2 separate regions of the Homo sapiens genome follow, and region 1 is linked to region 2. Evidence: chromatin contacts called from ENCODE Hi-C data. All regions are on one chromosome and are shown on one strand. Each heading gives the region's core, a stretch centred on a gene start or an enhancer-like site at or near the end of the contact. The rest is flanking DNA. Distances are from core to core; before and after follow the strand shown.

Region 1 (5,747 bases), core at 431-2,930, 2.2 Mb before region 2:
ATAATCCAGGTTGCTTGGACCTGGAGGTAGTGAGAAGTGGTCAGTTTGTGGCTATATTCTGGAAGCAGAGATAACAGGATTTGCTAATGGAGTGTGCATGGAATTTAAAAGAAAGAGAGGAGCTGAGAGACACTCTGCCCAGGTTTTGCCAAGCAATTGGAAGAATACTGCTGTTTATTGAGATGGGAAAGACGGCAAGAAGAGTAGGTAAGGCAGAGAACAGGGGTTCTGTTTTAGACAGGCTGGAGGTGCTCAGACATCCAAATGGAGATTCTGAGAGGGAAGCTGGATACACTTGTCTTGAGTTTCAAGAAGTGGTCTGATAGATTTGCCTGTGTCCCCACCCAAATCTCATCTTGAATTGTAGTTCCCACAATTCCCACATGTCATGGGAGGGACCCAGTGGGAGGTAGTTGAACAATGGGGGTGGGTCTTTCCCATGCTGTTCTCATGATAGTGAATAAGTCTCACAAGATCTGATGGTTTTATAAAGGGATTTCCCCCTGCGTGAGCTCTCTCTTGCCTACCACCATGTAAGATGTCCCTTGCTCTTCTGCCATGATTGTGAGGCCTCCCCAGCCATGTGGAACTGTGAGTCAACTAAACCTCTTTCCTTTATAAATTACCCAGTCTCAGGCATGTCTTTATTAGCAGTGTGAGAACAGACGAATACATGGTCCAAGCTAGGGCTATTGATTTGAAAATCATCAAGGTATAGATGGTATCAAAGGCTTGAGGCAGGAAGAGAGCAGAGACCCTAGCTGCATTGCTTAGCATTGCATCCCTAGCACCTGGCATAGTTTCCATTAACAGTAGGCATGAAGTATCTACTCAGTGAATAAATAGAATGCATATGGGCTACAGTAGGAGAGAGAAATAAAATCTTTAATAGACCAAGTTCTATGAGAGCACAAAATTAAAGTCTTTTATTTGAAGATCTTAGCCTGTTTTCCAAATTCAGTGCAGCCAGTTAGACACTGAATCTGTCTGGTGAAACAAGCATTTTTGTATTTTGGGGGACTGCTGCTGCTTCTGACTCCAAATTAAGGATTTTTTTTTTTTCTAAAAAAGATGGCTCATGCAAAAATCACTCTTTGGTGTAAATATCTAGTCTTCAAGCAATTCTTGTAATGCAATCAGAAAGAAAAAAATCCATGGTTTGGGAGGCAAAATTTTTGTGTTCTAAATTCTATATAACTGAGTTCATTTGCTTAACTGCAAAGCAGGAGCTGCTAGTGCCTGTCTGTACTGAGGTTCAGAGAGACTGTGGGAATATGGGGGAATTAGAGGCTATCTGAGGCTCTTCAACACAATAACCCAAGAAGCTATTTAAATGCTCTTTAAGGTATTTACATAAATATTACTATTCTCATTGTGCTTTTATTTTGTGTTATCATGATTATAATTGAAGTGTCTACTGTTACTGCCTCCTGATCTTTGCTAGCTATGGAGCATGGACTGGGCTTTTAGAGCAGCAGCCCCAAAGGAACCTAAACATTAAAGCAGAGCTGCCCTCAATGGTTTAACCTGTGTGACTCTGCCTATGACAGCCCCACCCACCCATCTTCACTGGATCCAAATCAGGAGCAAGGCCGTTGGGGTACCTGGTGGGGGTGATGCTGTCAGGGGAGGAGCCCAAAAGGGCAAGCTCAAATTTGAATGTGAAGGGCCAATGCACTGTCAGACTAAGACAGAGAACCATCATTAATTGAAGTGAGATTTTTCTGGCCTGAGACTTGCAGGGAGGCAAGAAGACACTCTGGACACCACTATGGACAGGTAAAGAGGCAGTCTTCTCGTGGGTGATTGCACTGGCCTTCCTCTCAGAGCAAATCTGAGTAATGAGACTGGTAGCTATCCCTTTCTCTCATGTAACTGTCTGACTGATAAGATCAGCTTGATCAATATGCATATATATTTTTTGATCTGTCTCCTTTTCTTCTATTCAGATCTTATACGCTGTCAGCCCAATTCTTTCTGTTTCAGACTTCTCTTGATTTCCCTCTTTTTCATGTGGCAAAAGAAGTAGTGCGTACAATGTACTGATTCGTCCTGAGATTTGTACCATGGTTGAAACTAATTTATGGTAATAATATTAACATAGCAAATCTTTAGAGACTCAAATCATGAAAAGGTAATAGCAGTACTGTACTAAAAACGGTAGTGCTAATTTTCGTAATAATTTTGTAAATATTCAACAGTAAAACAACTTGAAGACACACTTTCCTAGGGAGGCGTTACTGAAATAATTTAGCTATAGTAAGAAAATTTGTAATTTTAGAAATGCCAAGCATTCTAAATTAATTGCTTGAAAGTCACTATGATTGTGTCCATTATAAGGAGACAAATTCATTCAAGCAAGTTATTTAATGTTAAAGGCCCAATTGTTAGGCAGTTAATGGCACTTTTACTATTAACTAATCTTTCCATTTGTTCAGACGTAGCTTAACTTACCTCTTAGGTGTGAATTTGGTTAAGGTCCTCATAATGTCTTTATGTGCAGTTTTTGATAGGTTATTGTCATAGAACTTATTCTATTCCTACATTTATGATTACTATGGATGTATGAGAATAACACCTAATCCTTATACTTTACCTCAATTTAACTCCTTTATAAAGAACTTACATTACAGAATAAAGATTTTTTAAAAATATATTTTTTTGTAGAGACAGGGTCTTAGCCCAGCCGAGGCTGGTCTCTAAGTCCTGGCCCAAGCGATCCTCCTGCCTGGGCCTCCTAAAGTGCTGGAATTATAGACATGAGCCATCACATCCAATATACAGAATAAAGATTTTTAATGGAGGATTTAATGTTCTTCAGAAAATTTTCTTGAGGTCAGACAATGTCAAATGTCTCCTCAGTTTACACTGAGATTTTGAAAACAAGTCTGAGCTATAGGTCCTTGTGAAGGGTCCATTGGAAATACTTGTTCAAAGTAAAATGGAAAGCAAAGGTAAAATCAGCAGTTGAAATTCAGAGAAAGACAGAAAAGGAGAAAAGATGAAATTCAACAGGACAGAAGGGAAATATATTATCATTAAGGAGGACAGTATCTGTAGAGCTCATTAGTGATGGCAAAATGACTTGGTCAGGATTATTTTTAACCCGCTTGTTTCTGGTTTGCACGGCTGGGGATGCAGCTAGGGTTCTGCCTCAGGGAGCACAGCTGTCCAGAGCAGCTGTCAGCCTGCAAGCCTGAAACACTCCCTCGGTAAAGTCCTTCCTACTCAGGACAGAAATGACGAGAACAGGGAGCTGGAAACAGGCCCCTAACCAGAGAAGGGAAGTAATGGATCAACAAAGTTAACTAGCAGGTCAGGATCACGCAATTCATTTCACTCTGACTGGTAACATGTGACAGAAACAGTGTAGGCTTATTGTATTTTCATGTAGAGTAGGACCCAAAAATCCACCCAAAGTCCTTTATCTATGCCACATCCTTCTTATCTATACTTCCAGGACACTTTTTCTTCCTTATGATAAGGCTCTCTCTCTCTCCACACACACACACACACACACACACACACACACACACACACACACAAACACACACCCCGCCAACCAAGGTGCATGTAAAAAGATGTAGATTCCTCTGCCTTTCTCATCTACACAGCCCAGGAGGGTAAGTTAATATAAGAGGGATTTATTGGTAAGAGATGATGCTTAATCTGTTTAACACTGGGCCTCAAAGAGAGAATTTCTTTTCTTCTGTACTTATTAAGCACCTATTATGTGTTGAGCTTATATATACAAAGGGTTATTATATGCTAATATAGTAATAGTAATGGTGGTTGGTACTATGGTAATTACCATAAAAATTATTATCCTTTTAAAATAAAGCTAATTATTATTGGATCTTTTTTAGTATTCATTTTATGTTTTTTATGTTTTTGATTTTTTAAAAGACAATCTCACCCTGTTACCCAGGCTGGAGTGCAGTGGTGCAATCATAGCTTTCTGCAGTCTTGAACTCCTGGGCTCAAGCAATCCTCCTGCCTTGGCCTCCCAAAGTGTTGGGATACAGTCATGAGCCACTGCATCTGGCCTAGGATCCATTTAGATTAAAATATGCATTTTAAATTTTAAAATAATATGGCTAATTTTTACCTTATGTAATGTGTATACTGGCAATAAATCTAGTTTGCTGCCTAAAGTTTAAAGTGCTTTCCAGTAAGCTTCATGTACGTGAGGGGAGACATTTAAAGTGAAACAGACAGCCAGGTGTGGTGGCTCACGCCTGTAATCCCAGCACTCTGGGAGGCTGAGGTGGGTGGATCGCTTGAGCCCTGGAGTTCAAGACCAGCCTGAGCAACATGGCAAAACGCTGTTTCTATAACAAAAATTAGCCGGGCATGGTGGCATGTGCCTGTGGTCCCAGCTACTAGGGGGCTGAGGCAGGAGAATCGTTGGAGCCCAGGAGGTCAAGGCTGCACTGAGCAGTGCTTGCGCCACTGCACTCCAGCCTGGGTGACAGGACCAGACCTTGCCTCAAAAAAATAAGAAGAAAAATTAAAAATAAATGGAAACAACTACAAAGAGCTGTTGTCCTAGATGAGCTACTTAGTTAGGCTGATATTTTGGTATTTAACTTTTAAAGTCAGGGTCTGTCACCTGCACTACATTATTAAAATATCAATTCTCAATGTATATCCACACAAAGACTGGTACGTGAATGTTCATAGTACCTTTATTCACAAAACCCCAAAGTAGAGACTATCCAAATATCCATCAACAAGTGAACAAATAAACAAAATGTGCTATATCCATGCAATGGAATACCACCCTGCAGTACAAAGAAGCTACTTGGGGATGAATCCCAAAGTCATGACGCTAAATGAAAGAGTCAGACATGAAGGAGGAGATAATGTATGCCATACGAAATTCTAGAAAATGAAAGTAACTTATAGTTACAGAAAGCAAATCAGGGCAGGCATAGAGGCTCACACCTGTAATCCCAGCACTTTGAGAGGCCACGTGGGAAGATTGCTAGAACTCAGGAGTTCAAGACCAGCCTGGGCAACACAGTGAAACTCCATTCTCCACAAAAATGGGAAAAAAAGAAAGCAAATCAGTGGTTGTCCTGTGGGGAGGGGAAGGACTGCAAAGAGGGAAGAAGCTCTGGTGGGGTGAGGGTGGTGATTCAGGTTCTGTATCCTGACTGTGGTAGCAGTTTGGGGTGTTTACATCCAAAAATATTCGTAGAATTATGCATCTTAAATGGGTGGAGTTTACTGTATGTAAATTATACCTCAATGTAAGAAAAAATAATGTGTAAGAAAACTTTCAATTCTCTTGCCAGCAAACGTTATTCAAATTCCTGAGCCCTTTACTTCGCAAATTCTCTGCACTTCTGCCCCGTACCATTAGGTGACAGCACTAGCTCCACAAATTGGATAAATGCATTTCTGGAAAAGACTAGGGACAAAATCCAGGCATCACTTGTGCTTTCATATCAACCATGCTGTACAGCTTGTGTTGCTGTCTGCAGCTGCAATGGGGACTCTTGATTTCTTTAAGGAAACTTGGGTTACCAGAGTATTTCCACAAATGCTATTCAAATTAGTGCTTATGATATGCAAGACACTGTGCTAGGAGCCAGAAAACAAAGAGGAGGAGAAATCAGTCATTATGTGGGAACAACATAGCAAGATATTTAGATCATTTTGACTAGTTAAAAAAGCAGCAGAGTACAAAATCACACATGCAATCAGTATAATCCAAATCATGTAAATATGTGCCTGTAGAA
Region 2 (5,423 bases), core at 690-3,189:
CACAGTGCTGAGATTACAGGCATGAGCCACTGTGGTAGGCATATGTTTATGTTTTTAAAAATTATTTTCTTTCCTTCTTATTTTTTGAGGTGGAGTCTCGCTCTTGTTGTCCAGGCTGGAGTGCAATGGCATGATCTCGGCTCACTGCAACCTTCACCTCCTGGGTTCAAGCAATTCTCCCATCTCAGCCTCCCGAGTAGCTGAGATTATAGGCGCCCCCCACCACATCTGGCTAATTTTTATATTTTAGTAGACATAGGGTTTCACCATGTTGGTCAGGCTGGTCTTGAACTCCTGACCTCAGGTGATCCGCCCATCTCGGCCTCCTGAAGTGCTGGGATTATAGGCGTAAGCCACTATGCCCGGCCTGTTTGTTTGTTTGTTTGTTTTTGTTTTTGTTTTGAGACAGAGTCTCGCTCTGTCACCAGGTTGGAGTGCAATAGCATGATCTTGCCTCACCGCAACCTCCGCCTCCCAGGTTCAAGCGATTCTCCTGCATCAACCTCCCGAGTAGCTGGAATTACAGGTGCATGCCACCATGCCCAGCTAATTTTTGTATTTTTAGTAGAGATGGGGTTTTGCTATGTTGGCCAGGATGGTCTCGATCTCCTGACCTCGTGATCCACCTGCCTCAGCCTCCCAAAGTGCTGGGATTACAGGCGTGAGCCACCACGCCCGGCCAGCCTGTTTTAAAAAATTATTTTATTTTCTACTTAAAATGTTATTAAGCAATAATCAAATATTTCTTACTCTGATTTCTTGGCCCCACTCCTCCTGAGGATTCTCTGCTTGAATTTTTCAGAGCAAGGGCGACCCCTGTCTTAGGAGAGGTAGGAGAGTGCCTCATGGACAGCATCTGGTTGTTCCTTCTCCCTGGCAAGGGGCCTGCCTCTCTTTTTCATACCTGAGATGACCGACAGCAGTAACATCTGACTTTGTCTTTTCCTTTCTTATTTGGGGCATCGCAGGCTACCTATATTTGCTGAAGGAAATCTTACACAAAGCTGCGATAATTCTAGCACAGAGCAAGAAATAGAGCCTAAGGAACAAACCACCCATTTTCTCTCCACTCGGTAAAAAATTATCTCTGGGAAATGAAATAGCCCAAGTCTGGCAGTTCCATGTTCTTCTTCTTTTTGTGTTTTAGAGACAGCCTTGCTTACTCACCCAGGCTGGAGTGCAGTGGCACAATCATGGCTCACTGTAGCCTCGAATTCCTGGGCTCAAGAGATCTTTCTACCTCAGCCTCCAGAGTATCTAGGACCAGAGGTGCACACTACCACGCCTGACTGATTTTTAATTTTATGTAGAGACTGGGTCTCTTTATGTTTCTCAGGCTGGTCTCAAATTCCTGGCCTCAAGAAATCCTTCCACCCCAGCCTCTCAAAGTGCTGAGATTACAGGCATGAACCACTGCCCCTGGTCCATGTTCTTCTTATATTGCTTTTCTAAAGTACTTCTTTTTGCAGATAGAGAAAGGCTTGTTAACTGGCCTCATGACTCAGCCTGCCAGGCACAATTGTCCATCGGCCCCAGCACAGTTGTATTTTTGTGTTTGTTTTGTTCTTTCCATAAATGATATACAGTATGTATCCTACGATTTGCTTTTCGTGCTTTTAATCCAGTTATATGTCTTGGAGATCATTTCATTTTATACTTCTAGAACTACTCGTTTCGTTAAATAGAGAATGGATGTGCAGAGGCTTTTTAGCCATTCTCCTGGTTCCCGAATACTTAGGTTGTTCCCAACAATGCACTATCGTAAGTGGTGTTGCATAAACATCTCATACTTCGCTGTGCATGTGGGAGTGTCTCTCTAGAATAAGTGCGGGGCATCGGAATCGCTGAGTCACAGGGTGTGCACATTTTTCACTTTAACAGATGCTGGCGAGTTGCCCTCCAGAGTGGCCCTACCAATTCACACTCCCACCAGCAGTGGAATGATAGCACATATTTCCTCACGTCCTGCCAGGCTTTCGTATTAGCAAACTGTTTTTGAGCATCTCATTGGAGGAAAGTGCTGTCTCATTGTTTCAGTGTGCACTCTTCCCATTCCCGGGGAGGCTGAGCGTCTTTCCATGATCGCGCTGTTTGTGTTTCCTCTTTTGTGACCAAGGCCTTTTTACCCTTATGTCACCACCAGTGTTCTGAAGTCCACCCTTGGCTCTCCCCCACAGCAATCTTGTCCTCCAGACCCAACCTGCATTGCCTCTGCCAATCACAGGGGTGCCAAACATGGTATACACTTGCCATCTGCCCTGGGGGCTGAAAAAAGCCTCGTGGTGACAGGGGAGATCTCTGCTGTCCCTCCCTTACTAATGTCAGGGGACTTCAGACCTCCACAGAGGGTGTGTCCTTTACCTCACTTGTCACACGGCAGCTGGGACTTGCGTGACCCCTAAACTCCTTCTGCTTCAGCATTTGATGACCCCCCAAACTGCACTGACCTCCAGCCCAAACTGAAGGGATCCCTGGTGCCTGTTGACTTTTACTGAGATGAAATGAATCATTTTAATAATTTAAAAATGTACAATTCAGTGGCTAGACTTTTACTGAGATAAAATGAATCATTTTCATCATTTAAAAATGTGCAATTCAGTGCTTTTACTATATTCACAAAGATGTGCAAATATCACAGATACATTTCTATTTTTGAAAAAGTTATAACTACCCTAGTTGGTGTGAAGTGGTATCTTATTGTGGTTTTGATTTGTATTTCACTAAGACTAATGATGTTGAGAATCTTCTTATGTGCTCATCGCCATTTGTATATTTTCTTTGGAGAAATGTCTGTTCAAGTCCTTTGCCCGTGTTTAAATTAAATTATTTGTGTCTTTTGTTGCTGAGTTGCAAGAGTTTTTTTTTTTTTCTTTTTGATATTATGAATTCTAGACCTTACTAGATAAGTGATTTGAAAATATTTTCTCTGGCCCGGGGCGGGGGCTCACACCTGTAATTCCAGCACTTTGGGAGGCCGAGGCGGGCAGATCACGAGGTCAGGAGATCGAGACCATCCTGGCTAACACAGTGAAACCCCGTCTCTACTAAAAATTAAAAAAAAAAAAAAAAAAAATTTAGCCAGGCGTTGTGGCGGGCGCCTGTAGTCCCAGCTACTCGGGAGGCTGAGGCAGGAGCATGGTGTGGAACCCGGGAGGCAGAGTTTGCAGTGAGCCGAGATCGCACAACTGAACTCCAGCCTGGGCGATAGAGCGAGACTCCGTCTCAGAAAAAAAAAAAAAAAAATTTATCCCATACTGTGGGTTGTCTTTTTACCTTCTTAATAGTGCCCTTTGATGCATAAAAATTTCACATTTTGGGCCGGGCATGGTGGCTCATGCCTGTAATCCCAGCACTTTGGGAGGCCAAGGCGGGCGGATCACGAAGTCAGGAGATGGAGACCAGCCTGGCCAATATGCTGAAACCCCGTCTCTTAAAAATACAAAAAATTAGCCGGGCGTGGTGGCGGGCGCCTGTAGTCCCAGCTACTCGGGAGGCTGAGGCAGGAGAATGGCGTGAACCCAGGAGGCGGAGCTTGCAGTGAGCAGAGATCACGCCACTGCACTCCAGCCTGGGAGACAGAGCGAGACTCCGTCTCAAAAAAAAAAAAAAAAGTTTCACATTTTGATGAAGTCCAGTTTATCTACTGTTTCTTTTGTTGCCTGTGCTTTTGGCATCATATTTGAGAAACTGTTGCCGAATCCAAACTCATACAGATTTTCACTTATATTTCCCTCTAAGAGTTTTATAGTTTTAACTCTTAAATTTAGTTCTTTGATTTATTTTGAGTTAAATTTTTTATCTGGTTTTAGGTAGGGGTCCAACTTCATTCTTTTACTTGTGGATATGCAGTTGTCCTAGCACTGCTTCTTGAAAAGACTATTCTTTTCACACAGAATGGTCTTGGCACCCTTGCTGAAATTAATTGACAATAGATGTATGGGTTGATTTCTGGACTCTAAATTGTATTCCATTGATCTGTATGTCTGTCTTTAGGTCAATACCATGGTTTTGATTACTGTAGCTTTATAGTAAGTTTCGAAATTGGGACTTCAACTTCGTTCTTCTTTTTCAAAATTATTTTGGCTACTCTGTGTCCCTTGCATTTGCATGTGAATTTTAAGATCAGCTTGTCCATTTATGCAAAAAAGAAGGCAGTTAGAATTTCGATGGGGATTGCATAGAGTCTGTAGATGAAATTGGGAAATATTGTTACCTTCAGTCCATGAACACAGATGTCTTTCCATTTATTTAGGATTTCTTTAATGTCTTTCAACAATGTTTTCTAGTTTTCAGTGTATGAGTCTTGCACTTTCTTTGTTAAATGTATACCAAGTTTTTTTTTTTTTTTCTCGAGACAGAGTCTCACTCTGTTGTCCAGGCTGGAGTGCAGCGGCCCAATCTCAGCTCACTGCAGCCTCTGCTTCCCAGGTTCAAGCGATTCTGCAGCCTCAGCCTCCCGAGTAGCTGGGATTATAGGTGCCTGCCACCACGCCTGGCTAATTTTTTGTATTTTTAGTAGAGACAGGGTTTTATCATGTCGGCCAGTCTGGTCTCGAACTCTTGACCTCAGGTGATCCGCCTGCCTTGGCCTCCCAAAATGTGGGAATTACAGATGTGAGCCACCGCACCTGGCCAATGTATGCCTAAGTATTTATTCTTTTTGATGCTATTGTAAATTGAGTTGTTTTTCCTAATTTCATTTTTTTTTTTTTTTGAGATGGAGTTTCGCTCTTGTTGCCCAGGCTGGAGTGCAATGGCGCAGTCTCGGCTCATTGCAATCTCCACCTCCTGGGTTCAAGTGATTCTCCTGCCTCAGCCTCCTGAATAGCTGGGATTACAGGCATGCGCCACACATGCCCAGCTAATTTTGTGTTTTTAGTAGAGACTGGGTTTTACCATCATGGTTAGGCTGGTCTCAAACTCCTGACCTCAGGTGATCCCGCCTGCCTCGGCCTCCCAAAGTGCTAGGATTACAAGCATGAGCCACTGTGCCCGGCCCCTAATTTCAATTTCATTTTCTTTCTTTCTTTTTTTCTTCTTCTTTTTTTTTTTTTAGACAGTGTCTCGCTCTGTCACCCAGACTGAGTGGGGAGTGCAGTGGTGCAACCTCGGCTCACTGCAGCCTGCACTTCCCGGGTTCAAGTGATCCTCCCACTTCAGCCTCCCGAGTAGCTGGGACTACAGGTGCATGCCATCATGCCTGTCTACTTTTTGTATTTTTTTGAAGACATGTGGTTTTGCCATGTTGCCCAGGCTGGTCTGGAACTCCTGGGCTCAAGTGATCCACCCGCCTTGGACTCTCAAAATGATTACAGGTGTGAGCCACTGCGCCCAGCCCCGAATTTCATTTTCAAGTTGCTCTTTGCCCATGTAGCAGTTGACATTTGAAGAAGGCAGTTGTTTTCTCCAGAGTTGGAAGGTGG

What was found. A loop is a pair of places that touch in the nucleus more often than their neighbours do. Pooled maps may share reads with other maps.
Region 1: a pooled map shows a loop between it and region 2 (2.5-fold over the local background). The contact joins the promoter of AICDA here to the enhancer-like site in region 2. A Hi-C loop is called at or near these places in 2 of 37 single-sample maps with no recorded cell type and 2 of 50 pooled maps.

The regions. Positions count from the first base shown.
Region 1 is chr12:8,608,792-8,614,538 of GRCh38, reverse strand. It overlaps AICDA (activation induced cytidine deaminase), which reads left to right and starts at 1,680. Exons shown (of 5, transcript NM_020661.4): 1 at 1,680-1,779. The coding sequence starts at 1,772.
Region 2 is chr12:6,427,172-6,432,594 of GRCh38, reverse strand. No RefSeq gene overlaps it. Among named protein-coding and RNA genes, the nearest start is that of CD27, 15 kb to the left of the region's middle. RefSeq lists an enhancer at 5,378-5,423. Within about 2 kb of position 1,939, at least 31 of the 41 ENCODE cell types and tissues checked have a DNase peak (open chromatin) inside an H3K27ac peak, as active enhancers do.